Regions from separate parts of the Homo sapiens genome. Here region 2 is linked to region 1. Evidence: read pairs that join two places in POLR2A ChIA-PET (ENCODE). Cell type or tissue: PC-9. All regions are shown on one strand. Links, peaks and the distances in the headings refer to the core of each region. The heading gives the core; the rest is flanking DNA.

Evidence for each region. ChIA-PET counts read pairs that join two places held together with the same protein. Peaks named below come from ENCODE experiments on the same cell type or tissue, not always from the same donor. Only the 100,000 strongest peaks of a DNase experiment are listed, where the experiment ranks them.
Region 2: POLR2A ChIA-PET joins it to region 1 with 22 read pairs; 1 of 35 experiments calls an interaction of 5 or more read pairs at or near these places.

What each region holds. Positions count from the first base shown.
Region 1 is chr1:31,559,954-31,567,464 of GRCh38, reverse strand. It overlaps LOC124903917 (a long non-coding RNA gene), which reads right to left. Exons shown (of 3, transcript XR_007065609.1): 3 at 533-2,741. Among named protein-coding and RNA genes, the nearest start is that of TINAGL1, 13 kb to the left of the region's middle. RefSeq lists a silencer at 4,163-4,457. In PC-9, for the core only: CTCF peaks have their summits at 3,026 and 3,228 (motif pointing left); DNase peaks (open chromatin) are centred at 3,224, 4,384 and 5,064; H3K4me3 peaks cover 1,662 bases; H3K27ac peaks cover 3,752 bases.
Region 2 is chr1:32,130,243-32,137,753 of GRCh38, reverse strand. The region is part of intron 1 of KPNA6 (karyopherin subunit alpha 6); the gene reads right to left. Among named protein-coding and RNA genes, the nearest start is that of KPNA6, 26 kb to the right of the region's middle. In PC-9, for the core only: a CTCF peak has its summit at 4,092; a DNase peak (open chromatin) is centred at 4,133; H3K27ac peaks cover 2,195 bases.

The DNA.
Region 1 (7,511 bases), core at 1,376-6,375:
ATTTGTTTCTGGTTTGTTTGTTTTTTCTATTTTTTTTCTTATCACAAACAGTGCTGCAATAAGTAATTGTGCATATGCACTGTTTCACATGTGTGCAGGTATACCTGCAGGATAAATTCCCAAAAATGAATTCCTGATTTAAGAGTATCTTTTTTTTTTTGAGACAGGGTCTTGATCTGTTGCCCAGGCTAAAGTGCAGTGGCATGATCACGATGCACTGCAGCCTCAGCCTCCTGGGCTCAAGCGATCTTCCCACCTCAGCTTCCCAAGTAGCTGGGACTACAGGCATGTGGCACCACGGCTGGTTAATATTCTCAGTGTAACAGAGTTTCATCACATTGCCCAGGCTGGTCTTGAACTCCTGGGCTCAAGCAATCCTCCCACCTCAGCATCCCAAAGTGCTGGGATCACAGGCATGTGCCACCATGCCTGGCAGGTTGAAAGTACTGTATGAGTTATCTATTGCTGCATACCAGATTATCATAAACTCAGCAGTTTAAAAAAACACCCATTGTTTAGCTCACAGTCTCACCTGAACTGGGTGCTGAGTTCAGGGTGAAACCAAGGTGGCGGCCAGGCTTGGTTCTTTTTTGGAAGCTCTGGGGGGAAAATCTACTTCCAAGGCCATTCTTGTTGTTGGCAGAATCTGGATCCTTGTGGTTGTAGAACTGAGTCTCTGGTTTCTTGCAGGCTTCCAGGAGGGGCCTCCCTGGGCTCCCGGAGGACACCCACAGTCCTCACCATGCAGCTCCCTCCAACATCAAGCCAGGAATGGCCGAACAGATCTTTCTCATGCTTCAAATCTCTGATGAATTTCTCTTGCCAGAGAAAGCTTGCCATTTTCCAAGGGCTCACCCAGTCAGATCCGTCCAACAAGGGTGATCTCCCTAACATTAGGTTAACTGACTTGGAACCTCAGTTAATCTGCAAAATCCCTTTTGTCATATAATGGAATACAATCATTTGGTTCACATGCTCATCTTATTCACAGGCCCTACACTCATACAAGGGCAGGGGACCACAGAAGAGTGAAGGCCAGTGAGGGTCACCTCAGAATTCTGCCCAACACCGGTGTTTTGTAATTTGGGTAGATGTTGCCATGTTGTCCTCCGTGGGGATTATGCAGAGGGAACTCTCCTCCTCCAGCAACAGTACATGTACCTGCTTTTCCATGGTGCTGCTTAGAGAATGTTATCAAACCTTTGGATTTCTGCCAGTCTGATAGGAGAAAAATGGAATCTCAATTGTATTTTAAAATTGTAATTATCGCCTTATGAATAAGGCTGAGCATTTCCTCAAAAGCATAAGAGCCATTTATATACTTTTTTCTTTATGGCTTCTGGTTTTGAGGCATAGAAAGGTCTTTCTAGCTCTAAAGTTAATCAGAAATTCTCTGTTTTCTTTTTGCTTTTTTTAAAATTTTACTTTAAGTCCTTGGATACATGTGCTGAACGTGCAGGTTTGTTACATAGGTATACATGGGCCATGGTGGTTTGCTGCACCTATCAACCCGTCATCTAGGTTTTAAGCTCCACATGCATTAGGTATTTGTCCTAATGCTCTTCCTCCTCTTTCCCCATGCCCCCAACAGGCCCCGGTGTGTGATGTTCCCCTCCCTGTGTCCATGTGTTCTCATTGTTTAGCTCCCACTTATGAGTGAGAACATGCAGTGTTTGGTTTTCTGTTCCTGTGTTAGTTTGCTGAGGATGATGGTTTTCAGCTTCATCCAGGTCCCTGCAAAGGACATGAACTCATTCTTTTTTATGGCTGCATAGTATTCCAAGTTGCATATGTGCCACATTTTCTTTATCCAGTGTATCATTGATGGGCTTTTGGGTTGCTTCCAAGTCTTTGCTATCGTAAGTAGTGCTGCAATAAACAAATGTATGCATGTGTCTTTATAGTAGAATGATTTATAATCCTTTGGGTATATACCCAGTAATGGGATTGCTGGGTCAAATGGTATTTCTAGTTCTAGATCCTCGAGGAGTCGCCACACTGTCTTCCACAATGGTTGAGCTAATTTACACTCCCACCAACAGTGTAAACGTGTTCCTATTTCTCCACATCCTCACCAGCATTTGTTATTTCCAGACTTTTTAATGATTGCCATTCTAACTGGCATGAGATGGTATCTCCTTGTGGTTTTGATTTGCATTTCTCAGCTCATTGCAACCTCTGCCTCCCAGGTTCAAGCAATTCTCCTGCCTCAGCCTCCAGAGTAGCTGGGATTACAGGGGCACGCCACCAAGCCCAGCTAATTTTTGTATTTTTAGCAGAAACAGGGCTTCACCATGTTGGCCAGTCTGGTCTCAAACTCCTGATCTCAAGTGATCCATCCACCTCAGCCTCCCAAAGTGCTGGGATTATAGGCGTGAGCCACCACGGCTGGCCATTCTCCTGTGTTTTCTTCTGGGGCTTTTATACTTTCATTTTTTAAAATCCATAGTTTCTTGGAGCTGGAGGTGTCCCTTGTCATTTTCTCATCAGTGAGTGCAAAGCAGGATCCCAAAAGGATTGGAGTCCAGAGTAGAGAAAGGAGCTGCCGCGGTGGAGTCTGTTCAGTGCAGGCTCTGATCTCCTTCAGCCCTGCCAGGAATCCCAGCCAGCAGATCTTCTTCCAGCTTCCCTTTCTCCAGCACTCTTGATCTTCTGGGCTGGCACAGGGTCCAGGGTTGATGGGGATCCTAGCTGCCTGAGGAGCTTCCAGTCTGGAGGGTGATACAAGCACATGGCCAGACCTGAATTCAAGCCATGAGAGAGATTCAGAACCTGGGCTGGGAGCGCAGGGGAGGGAGCGGGGTGCTGATGGGGGTGGATGGGAGGCTCCAGAGAGGAGGTGGCGTCTGAACTGAACCTTAAGAATGAGGGGAAATGTAATGGCAGCGATGAGAAAGGGGAGGCACTTCAGTGCAGAGAACAGCAAGAGCAAAGACAAGGAGGTGGAAAATCAGCCAGAAACCTAGCCTGGAGAGGGTTTAGTGGACCATGGGTCCTTGATGGTAGAGACACAACATGACTTATCTCTGTGTCCCATCCTCTGTGCCAGAGGCGGCATCGACCAGACTTGGACAAATGAAGCAGAAGGGACAGGGGACTTAGAATACTAGGCTGCATCATTTTCTTTTTACTCTGACAGTGAGAAGCAAAGACCTCCACAAAGAAAGAAGCCCTTGGCTGTGTCATCATTTTAGAATCTGGGCACTCTCTGCACACCACTGCCCCCTCATGGCTGATCTAGGAATTCTCTCTAAATCCCAGACTGAAGGTGAGGAGGAGGCTCAGTGAGTCTTAGAGATTTGAAAAGCCGTGAAATCCTGGTTGGAGAACATCTGAGTCCAAAGGGCCCTCAGAGACTCTCTGACTTCCTCATTACATATAAAGAAATCAAGAGGGTGCTGCCAGGGAGTGGGGACAAGAACACTGAATTTGGTGTAAAACGGCCCTCAGCTTGCAGCCTGGCTCTATTTCTTACTGGCTGTAAGGCCCTAGGCAAGTGGCCTCACCTCTCTAAGCCACAGTTTCCATCTCTTTCAAATGGAGTCTGCCATCTGGCCGGCTTCTCTTTTCTGGGAATGCCACGCCAAGTTCCTCAGATCAATTCTCCTATTGAAAACAGCTAAAGGCCGGGCACGGTGGCTCACGCCTGTAATCCCAGCACTTTGGGAGACCAAGGTGGGCAGATCACCTGAGGTCAGGAGTTCAAGACCAGCCCGTCCAACATGAGGAAACCCCGTCTCTACTAAAAATACAAAAATTAGCTGGGCATGGTGGTGCATGCCTGTAATCCCAGCTACTCGGGAGGCCAAGGCACAAGAATCGCTTGAATCTGGGAGGCGGAGGTTGCAGTGAGCAGAGATCAGGCCACTGCACTCCAGCCTGGGCACCAGAGCAAGACTTGTCTCAAAAAAAAGAAAAAAAGAAAACAACTAAAAACACTGACATATTGGTGCAGCCATAGGGTAAGGCATCACTAGAACAAAGCTAAAGGGAAAACAGAAACGTAGACAGATAAACCATACGGGAAACTCACATTTACTCTGAGGGCACTTCCTGATTTGGGCTAGTTTGAACTGTTGTTTTGATAACTCCTCTAGGCAATGTACACAAATAAAAGTCCAGAGCACATGGTGGAAGATCAAATAGAAGACCTTCCCCCAAATTAGTTGGGATCCCAAAGAGCCATACTCTCAGAAGTAAACCAGCCCCAGTATGGACTTGTCAGAGGCGTTTGAATCAGAGGAAGAGCAGCTGCATCTTGAATAGGGGCTGGGTAAGATAAGGCTGAGACCTACTGGGCTGCATTCCTAGGAGGTTAGGCATTCTTGGTCACAGGATGAGACAGGAGGTCAGCACAACACACTGGTCATAAAGCCCTTCCTGGTAAAACAGGTTGCAGTAAAAAAGCCGGCCAAAACCCACCAAAACCAACATGGCAATGAGAATGACCTCTGGTCATCCTCACTGCTCACTATATGATAATTATAATACATTAGCCTGGTTCTATTTCTTACTGGCTGTAAGGTGAGGAGGAGGCTAGAAGACACTCCCACCAGCACCATGACAGCTGACAAATGCCATGGCAACATCTGGAAGTTACCCTATAGGGTCTGAAAAGGGGAGGAACCCTCAGCTCCGGGGATTGCTCACACCTTTCCCTGGAAATTCATAAATAATCTACCCCTTGTTTAGTGTATAATCAAGAAATAACCATAAAAATGGACAACCAGAGGCCCATGGTGCTGCTGGTCTACCTGTGGAGTAGCCATTCTTTCATTCCTTTACTTTCCTGATAAACTTGCTTTCACTTTACTCTATGGACTCGCCCCAAATTCTTTCTTGCACAAGATCTAAAAACCCTCTCTTGGGGTCTGGATTGGGACTCCTTTCCAGTAACAGACTTGCAGCTCTAATTTGTATCTCCTGGGTGGTCGGTAACCTCAAGCCTTGAACTTAGATTGAGGTGACCCTAGACTATTTGTTTCTTCCAAAGGTTTCTGGAAGAAGCAAATGAAAACCTTCTCTGGAGGGAGGTCCTTCAGTCAAGGCTCCAAATGAGTCACACAAAGAAATATTTAAGTACGACGGCCAGCACACAGTAAAAGATAATCAGGGCCGGGCGCGGTGGCTCACACCTGTAATCCCAGCACTTTGGGAGGCCGAGGTGGGTGGATCACCTGAGGTCAGGAGTTTGAGACCAGCCTGGCCAATATGATGAAACTCTGTCTCTACTAAAAATTAGGCGGGCATGGTGGCGGGCACCTGTAGTTCCAGCTACTCAGGAGGCTGAGGCAGAAGAATTGCTTGAACCCAGGAGGCGGAGGTTGCAGTGAGCTGAGATCGCGCCACTGCACTACAGCTTGGTGACAGAGTGAGACTCCATCTCAAAAAAAAAAAAAAAAAAAAAAAGATAATCAGGCACATAAGGAAATGAGACCACACAGCAAGAACCAGAAGAAATGAGAGACAATAGAAACATATCTATAAAGAATTTAAACACTGGAATTATTTTACATAGAATATAGAACAACCATATTTAAATAAACAATAGAGTAGCTTGAAAATATTTGCCTGGAACAGGATGAAAAGTGACAGTAGGTTTGAAGGGACAAACTGAACTTCTAGAAATGAATAATACAATTAACTAAAATTTAAAAATCAATAGCAAATTTAAAGCATTTTGGACATAGCAAAAAAGATAATTGGTGAATTGGAAGAAAGGTCAGAAGAAATAATCCAAAATGAGCATGGAGAGACATAAAGATTAAAAATAATAGCAAGAAATAGTAAAAGACACGAAGAATAAATGAGAAATGGATCTAACACTCTTGTAACTGGAACTTCAGGAGAGAAGAGAGAGACTAATGAAAACGTGATATTGGAAACGTCAGTGGCTGAAAATCTCCCAGAACTGATCAAAGCCATTAATCTACAGATTCAAAAAGCCCAACAAATCCCAAGTGGGATAAAAAAAAATTTTTTTTTGAGACGGAGTCTCGCTCTGTTGCCCAGGCTGGAGTGTAGTGGCGTGATCTCGACTCACTACAACCTCCACCTCCTGGGTTCAAGCGATTCTCCCGCCTCAGCCTCCCAAGTAGCTGGGATTACAGGTATCCGCCATCATGCCCGGCTAATTTTTGTATTTTTGTAGAGAAGGGGTTTCACCATGTTGGCCAGGCTGGTCTTGAACTCCTGACCTCAGGTTATCCACCTGCCTTGGCCTTCCAAAGTGCTGGGATTACAGGCATGAGCCACTTTGCCTGGCCAGATAAAATTTTTTTTTAATTTGCTGAGTGTGGTGGCTCACGCCTGTAATCCCAGCACTTTGGGAGGCCAAGGCGGGCAGATCACGAGGTCAGGAGATCAAAACCAGCCTGGCCAACATGGTGAAACCCGTCTCTAGTAAAAATACAAAAATTAGCCAGGCTTGGTGGTGCATGCCTGTAGACCCAGCTACTTGGGAGGCTGAGGCAGGAGAATCGCTTGAACCCGGGAGGCGGAGGTTGCAGTGAGCTGAGATCGCACCATTGCACCCCAGCCTGGCGACAGAGCGAGATTCCTCTAAAAAAAAAAAATTAATTTACACCTAGAAAAGCTTACATAGTGTATGATTCCAACTATGTAACATTCTGGAAAAGACAAGGCCATGGAGACAGTAAAAAGATCAGTGGCTGCCAGGGGTTTGGGGTGAGAGAGGATGAATAGATTAGAACAGGAAATTTTTAGAACAGTGAAACTATTTTGTATGATGCTGTAATAGTATATACATTTCATTATAAGTTTGTCAAAACCCATAGAATTTACAATACAAAGAGTGAACCCTAATGTAAACTATGGACTTTGGTCGATAACGATAATGTTGGTTTATTGATTGTAACAAATGTACAACACCCATGGAGGATGTTGATGTTAAGGGGGGCTGTGTGTGGAAAACGAGGGAGGGGCATGTGGAAACTCTCTGTACTTTGGTTTTTTTTCTTTTTCTTTTTTCTTTTTTTTAATTTTGAGACAGGGTCTCACTCCATCGCCCAGGATGGAGTGCAATGGTGCAATCACAGCTCACTGCAGCCTCGACCTCCTAGGCTCAAATGATCCTTCTAATAGCCTTCCTAGTAGCTGGGACTACAGACGTGCACCACCAGGTCTGGCTACTAATTTTTGTATTTTTTTGTAGAGATGGGGTTTGCCATGTTGCCTAGGCTGGTCTCGAATTCTGGGATTAAGCGATCCTCCTGCCTTGGCTGGGATTACAGGCATGGACCACTGCATCTGGCCAACTCTACTCTCTACTTGATTTTGCTGTGAACCTAAAACTGCTCTAAAAAAAAATGAAGTCTATTAATTCAAAAAGAATTTGCACCTAGACATATGTGGTGAAATAGCAGAATACCAAAGACAAAGAGAATATCTTAAAAACTGCCAGGAAAAAATGTCAGATTATCTTCAACAGAGCAAGGTAAGCTGAGAGCTAACTTCTCAAGAGCAACATTAAAAGACAGAGGATAGCAGAA
Region 2 (7,511 bases), core at 1,659-6,658, 570 kb before region 1:
GTTACTCCAAATTGGCTCCTACTGACCACCTCCAATAAATTTTAGTTTACACCCTCATCACCTCTCACTTCTAGATTATTAAATCTTTGAGAACAAGAACTCTTTTACTTATCTTTGCGTCTATAGCAAAGTACACAGCATGCCCTCAAATGTTCCATCTAACATTTTAAACTTCAGTTTTCTAGAGAATCTGAAGTCGTTTACAATAAATTCAATGAAATATAAATAAAACAAGAATCTGGACTAGGAATATACAAATTTATATAGAAATTGGGGGAAGTAGCCAGGTGCAGTGGTTCACACTTGTAATCCTAGCACTTTGAGAGGCCAAGGTGGGAGGATCACCTGAGCCCAGGAGTTAGAGACCAGCCTGGGTAACCTAGCAAAACCGTCTCTGAAAAAAATTTCAAAAATTAGCCAGGTGTGGTGACACACACCTGTGGTCCCAGCAACTCGGGAGGCTGAGCTCGGAGGATTGCTTGAACGGAGCTTGAGACTACAGTGAGCCGTGCTGGTATCACAGTGCTCCAGCTTGGGTGACAGAGCAAGACCCTTTCTCAAAACAAACAAAAAAAAGTGGGGGAAGATGAATGCAGTAAACAGAACCCAAAGAACCACTTAATTATTAAAACAGAGTGGCATTTTGGCATGTCAGCTACCCGTCATCCAAAATAAAGTAAAATGAGCACTTACATAATTTTCATTGTCCTTGAAGAGAACACTCAAGTATATTTGGAAAGCAAAGTAATTCTTTTTTAATTGTTTTATTTTTGTTTTCTCCTCTACTACTCATTCAAGAAGGAAAGCAACGTATTTCTGAAACTTGGCTTCAAGAACGAATAATACCTAAGGCTTTAGGGTCTGCCCTTTAGGCTTTGATTTGAAAACCAGAAACGCTGGCAGTAATAGTGTATGATGTCTCTTCTAACCATATCTTCACTCCAAATGTAATGAATTGGGGAGGAATAAATGCGTAGAGAATCTCATTCTGCTTATTCCATATAACTTCCCACTTTATCAAACAGAATCCATAGGCTGAATCAGAATAGATTTAGATTATTAGTCTGATCTCTCCTCTGATACTCTGAATCATTGTTCTATTTCCCTGACCTATAACCTATGTCTGAGTACTACCAGTGATAATATATTATTACAAAAGCAACCCATTTCATTTCACACAGCTCTAATTACTAAGGTTTCCATCATTGTGAATGAGACCTACATATGACTAACTTACATGAGTCCCATTTGTTAGATTTGCTAGATCAGATTTTCAAGAGAAGCTAAAGGCAGGGCTCACATCTGTAATCCCAGCACTTTGGGAGTCCAAGGCGGACAGATCACCTCAGTTCAGGAGTTTGAGACCAGCCTGGTCAACATGGTAAAACCCTGTCTCTACTAAAAATACAAAAAAAATTAGCCATGTGTGGTGGCAGGCACTTATAATCCCAGCTACTTGGGAGGCTGAGGCAGGAGAATCACTTGAACCCAGGAGGTTTCAGTGAGCCAAGATCACGCCCTTGCACTCCAGCCTGGGCAACAAGAGTGAAACTCCATCTCAAAAAAAAAAAAGAGAGAAGCTAGAAATGTGGATTTTATATACAGCCAACTGTTTAATGTTTGTTTAATTTTTGAAAAACATATTAGTCCCTGTAAGACACATCTACTACAAGCCAAGTGTGGCCTACAGACTACTAGTTTGGAGCCTCTGGTTAAATTGTTAATACAAATTAAAGAGCATGTTAGAATTTTTAAGTGATCCTATCTCTTTGTGCAGACTTTTAAGTGTCCTGTTGGCAAAGAAGTCCTATTATTTTTATTTCCTTTGGTAATAGGTTTATTGAGATGTAATTCCTAAACCATACAATTCATACATTTTTAGTATATTTAGTATGATTTTTGGTGTATTTATAGAGCTGGGCAACCACTAGCACAATTTTAGAACATCTTCATCATCCTAAAAAAAAAAAAACCCCATAACTCTATGGCCAGGCATGGCAGCTAATGCCTGTAATTCCAGCACTTCGGGAGGCTGAGGCAGTCAGATCACTTGAGCCCAAGAGGTCAAGACTAGTCTGGGCAAAATAATTAGACCCTGCCTCTAAAAAAAAAAAAAAAAATGGCCAAGCATGGTGGCTCACACCTGTGATTCTAGCAATTTGGGAGGCTGAAGTGGGTGGATCACTTGAGGTCAGGAGTTCAAGACCAATCTGGGCAACATAATTAGACCCTGCCTCTAAAAAAAAAAAAAAAAATGGCCAAGCATGGTGGCTCACGCCTGTAATTCTAGCAATTTGGGAGGCCGAAGTAGGCAGATCACTTGAGGTCAGGAGTTTGAGACCAGCCTGGCCAACATGCCAAAACCCTGTCTCTACTAAAAATAAATTGGCCAGGCGCGGTGGCTCACACATGTAATCCCAGAACTTTGGGAGGCTGAGGGGGACAGATCACCTGAGGTCGGGAGTTCAAGACCAGGCTGACCAACACGGAGAAACCCCACCTCTACTAAAAATACAAAATTAGCCAGGCCTGGTGGTGCATGCCTGTAATCCCAGCTACTTGGGAGGCTGAAGCAGGAGAATCACTTGAACCCGCGAGGTGGAGGTTGCGGTGAGCTGAGATTGCGCCACTGCACTCCAGCCTGGGTGACAAGAGTGAAACTCTGTCTGTAAATAAATAAATAAGCCAGGAGTGGTAGCACGTGCCTGTAGTCCCAGCTACTCAGGAGGCTGAGGCAGGAAAATTGCTCGAACCTGGAAAGCAGAGGTTGTGGTGAGCTGAGATTGTGCCACTGCACTCCAGCCTGGGCAATAGAGCAAGACTCCATCTCGAAGGAAAAAAAAAAAAGTAAAAAAAAAATAAATAAAATTAAAAAAAAGAAACCCTATTACTCTTTAGCTGTCACCCCCAATGCTCACCCACCTAAGCTGTAAACAATCACTAAGGTACTTTCTATTTCTTACAGATTTGCCTGCTCTGGACATTTCATTTAAATAGAACCATACAATATGTGGTCTTTGACTGGCTTCTTTCACTTAGCATAATGATTTTGAGGTTCATCCATGTTTTAACATATATCAGTACATTCTTTTTATAGCACTTTTTTTTTTTTTTTTGAGACAGACTCTTGCTCTGTTGCCCAGGTTTGAGTGCAGTGGCATGGTCTCAGCTCACTGCAGCCTTTGCCTCCCGGGTTCTAGCGATTCTCCTGCCTCAGCCTCCCAGGTAGCTGAGATTATAGGCGTGCACCACATCTGGCTAATTTTTGTATTTTGAGTAGAGACGGGGTTTTGTTATGTTGCCCAGGCTGGTCTTGAACTCCTGGGCTCAAGTGATCTTCCTGCCTCAGCCTCCTAAAGTGCTAAGATCATAGGCTAAGTCACTGCAGGTTTAGTGGTAACAACCCCCCTAAGCTTTTGTTTATCTGGAAATATCTTAATTTCTCCCTCATTTTAGAAGGGCAGTTTTGTTAGATATAGAATTTTTTTTTTTTTTTTGAGACGAAGTGTTGTACTGTCACCAAGGCTGGAGCGCAATGGTGCAATCTCGGCTCACTGCAACCTCCGCCTCCTGGGTTCAAGCAATTCTCCTGCCTCGGCCTCCCCAGTAGCTGGGACTACAGGGGCCCACCACCCATTTTTTAAATACAAAAAAAAAAAAATTTTGTATTTTTAGTAGAGACGAGGTTTCACCATGTTGGCCAGGCTGGTCTCGAACTACTGACCTCAGGTGATCCACCCACTTCAGCCTCCCAAAGTGCCGGGATTACAGGCATGAGCCACCACGCCTGGCCTCAAGCAATTCTCTTCCTTCAGCCTCCGCAGTAGCTGGGATTACAGATGCCGGCTGCTGCACCTGGCTAATTTTTGTATTTTTAGTAGAGACGGGGTTTCACCACGTTTGCCAGGCTGGTCTCGAACTCCTGACCTCAAGTGATCCGCCTGCCTCGGCCTCCAAAGTGCTGGGATTACAGGGGTGAGCCACCACGCCCATGCTGCCTGGCCAGATATAGAATTCTTGCTTGACGGTTTTTCTTTCAGCACTTTGCTTTTTTGTTTTGTTTTGTTTTTGAGACAGGTTTTTGCTCTGTCATACAGGCTGGAATGCAGTAGTGCAATCAACTCCCTGCAGCCTAGACCTTGTGAGGCAATCTTCCTACCTCAGCCTCCCACACAGCTGGGACCACAGGCCCATGCCATCATGTCCAAGTAATTTTTTTTTTTTTTTTTTTTTTTTTGTAGAGACTAGGTCTTGTGATGTTGCCTAGGCTGGTTTTGAATTCCTTGGCTCAAGTGATCCTCTGGCCTTGGCCTCTCAAGGTGCTGGATTACAGGTATGAACCACTGCACCTGGCCTCTTTCAGCACTTTGTTATCCTACTGCTTTCTAACCTCCACAATTTTTTTTTTTTAAGACAAGGTCTTGCTCTGTCACCGAGGCTGCAGTGCAGTGGTGCAATCATGGCTCACTGCCGCCTCAACCTCCCAGACTCAAGCAATCCTCTTACCTCAGCCTCCTGAGTAGCTGGGACTACAGGTGTGTACCACCACACCCGGCTAATTTTCGTATTTTTTGTAGAGATGAGGTTTCAACATGTTTTCCAGGCTAGTCTCAAATTCCTGGGCTCAAGTGATCTGCCTGCCTTAGCCTCCCAGAGTGCTGGGATTACAGGTGTGAGACCCCGCACCCAGCCCTGCAACCACTTAAAAAAATACTCTGGGGCCAGGCACCGTGGCTCACATCTGTAATCCCAACACTTTTGGAGGCTGGGGCAGGTGGATCACCGGAGCCCAGGAGTTTGAGACCAGCCTGGGCAACAGAGTGGGACCCCATATGTATATATTTTTTCTTTGAGACGGAGTCTCGCTCTGTCGCCCAGGCTGGAGTGCAGTGGCGCCATCTTGGCTCACTGCAAGCTCCGCCTCCCAGGTTCACGCCATTCTCCTGTCCCAGCCTCCGGAGTAGCTGGGACTACAGGTGCCTGCCACCACGCCCGGCTAATTTTTTGTATTTTTAGTAGAGACGGGGTTTCACCGTGTTAGCCAGGATGGTCTCGATCTCCTGACCTTGTGATCTGCCCGCCTCGGCCTCCCAAAGTGCTGGGATTACAGGCTTGAGCCACCACGCTGGGCTGGGACCCCATATTTTTAAAATAAAATGGCTGCACTGACTGGAAATGGTGGCTCACGCCTGTGTTCCCACTTTGGGAGGTTGAGGCAGGCAGATCACTTGAGCCCAGGAGTTTGAGACCAGTCTGGGCAACATGGCAAAACCCCATTTCTATAAAAAATACAAAAAGCCAGACATGGGGGCATGTGCCTATAGTCCCAGCTACCTGGGAGGTGGGAGGATTGCCTGAGCCCTTGCGGTTGAGGCTGTAGTGAGCTGTGATCACACCACAGCACTCTAGCCTGGGCAACAGAGTGAGATACTGTCTCAAACAAAACAAAACAAAACACTTTAATGCTTTAAAAGACACCACTGGGCCGGGCATGGTGACTCATACCTGTAATCCCCGCACTTTGGGGAGCCAAGGCGGGCAGATCACCTGAGGTCAGGAGTTCAAGACCAGCCTGGACAACATGGTGAAACTCTGTCTCTACTAAAAATACAAATATTAGCCGGGTATGGTGGTGCATACCTGTAATCCCAGCTACTTGGGAGGCTGAGGCAGGAGAATTGCTTCTACCTGGAAAGCGGAGGTTGCAGTGAGCCGAGATTACGCCACTGCACTACAGCCTGGGCAACAGAGCAAGACTCCGTCTCAAAAAAAATAAAAAATAAATAAATAAATAAATATAAAAAATAAAAAGTAAATAAAAGACACCATCAAGAAAGTGAAAATGTATCCTCATTTGTATAGTATCCCTGCCTGTCACACAGGAGACCAGGCTGGATTCCCTGATAGGGAGACAGAAAATTAGAAGAAAAAAAGGTGGGGTGCAGTGGTCAAGCAATCTGCCTGACTTGTCCTCCCAAAGTGCTGGAATTATAGGTGTGGGCCACTGTACCTGGCCAAAAGTTTTAAATTTTAAGTATATATACACATACATATATATATATATACACACGCACACACAACTCCTTTGTTGTGTGTGTATATATATATACACATACATATATGTATATATGTATATATATGTGTGTGTATAGACTTAAGATTTAAATATATATACACATACATATATGTGTGTATGTATGTATGTGGTTGTATGTGTTTTCAGTGTCTTTTTAAATTTTTAAATCTTTTTTTACTTTAAAAAATAAAAGTAGAGACAGGGTCTCACTTTGTTGCCCAGGTTGGTCTTGAACTCCTGGGCTCAAGTGATCTTCCTGCCTTGGCCTCCCAAAGTGTTGGGATTACAGGCATGAGCCACCATGCCCAGCCTTTGGCATCTTATCTAACAAATCATTGCCTACTCCAAAGCCATGAAGATATACCCCTAAGATTTCTTCTTTTTGAGATGAAGTTTCGCTCTTGTCGCCCAGCGGGAGTGCAATGGCGCAATCTCGGCTCACTGCAACCTCCACCTTCCAGGTTCCAGTGATTCTCCTGCCTCGGCCTCCCGAGTAGCTGGGATTACAGACGCCCGCCACCAGGCCTGGCCAATTTCTGTATTTTTAGTAGAGACGGGGTTTCACCATGTTGGCCAGGCTGGTCTCGAATTGCTGACCTCAGGTGATCCATCCGCCTTGGCCTCCCAAAGTGCTGGGATTATGGGTGTGAACCACTGTGCCCGGCCCACTATTTTTTCTTATAGTAATTTTATGGTTTTAGTTCTTACATTTAGGTCTTTGATCCAGTGAGTTAATTTTTTGTGTATGATGTGAGGCAGGGGTCCAAATTAATTCTTCTGCATATGTTTATCTATTCTTTTTAGGCATTATATATAGCAATTAGCACATTAAGATAATAAAAATAAATCAATGATCCACATGAGCCCTTTCTTAATGAACTTCTTTGAGATGCCTGTGACTTTTTTTTTTTCTTTGAGATAGAGTCTCACTCTGTCGCCCAGGCTGGAGTGCAGTGGTGCCATCTTGGGGTTCAAGTGATTCACCCACCTCAGCCTCCTAAGCAGCTGGGACTACAGGCATGCACCACCATGCCCAGCTAATTTTTGTATTTTTAGTAGAGACAGGGTTTCACCATGTTGGCCAGGGCAGTCTCAAACTCCTGACCTCAAGTGATTTGCCCGTCTCGGCCTCCCAAAGTGCTGGGATTACAGGCATGAGACCCTGCGTCTGGCCTGAGATGCCTTCAATGTTAATGACTTTTGTGATTAAATCAACTTATCAAACCAACTGACTTGCAGTATACAAGTTCCTTTCCTGTGTCAAGTTACTTATTTTCCATGACCTGCTGGGAGAGGACCTCTGTAAGGCACCAAGGCAGGCAATGATCACAATGCTTTGCCAAGAAAGTCACATTTGTGTCCTCTCTACTAGCTGTGAAGCAGTCTTCTCAAGTTCAGTCTAGAATGCTTTTCAAAATCACTGGCCATGGTAAAA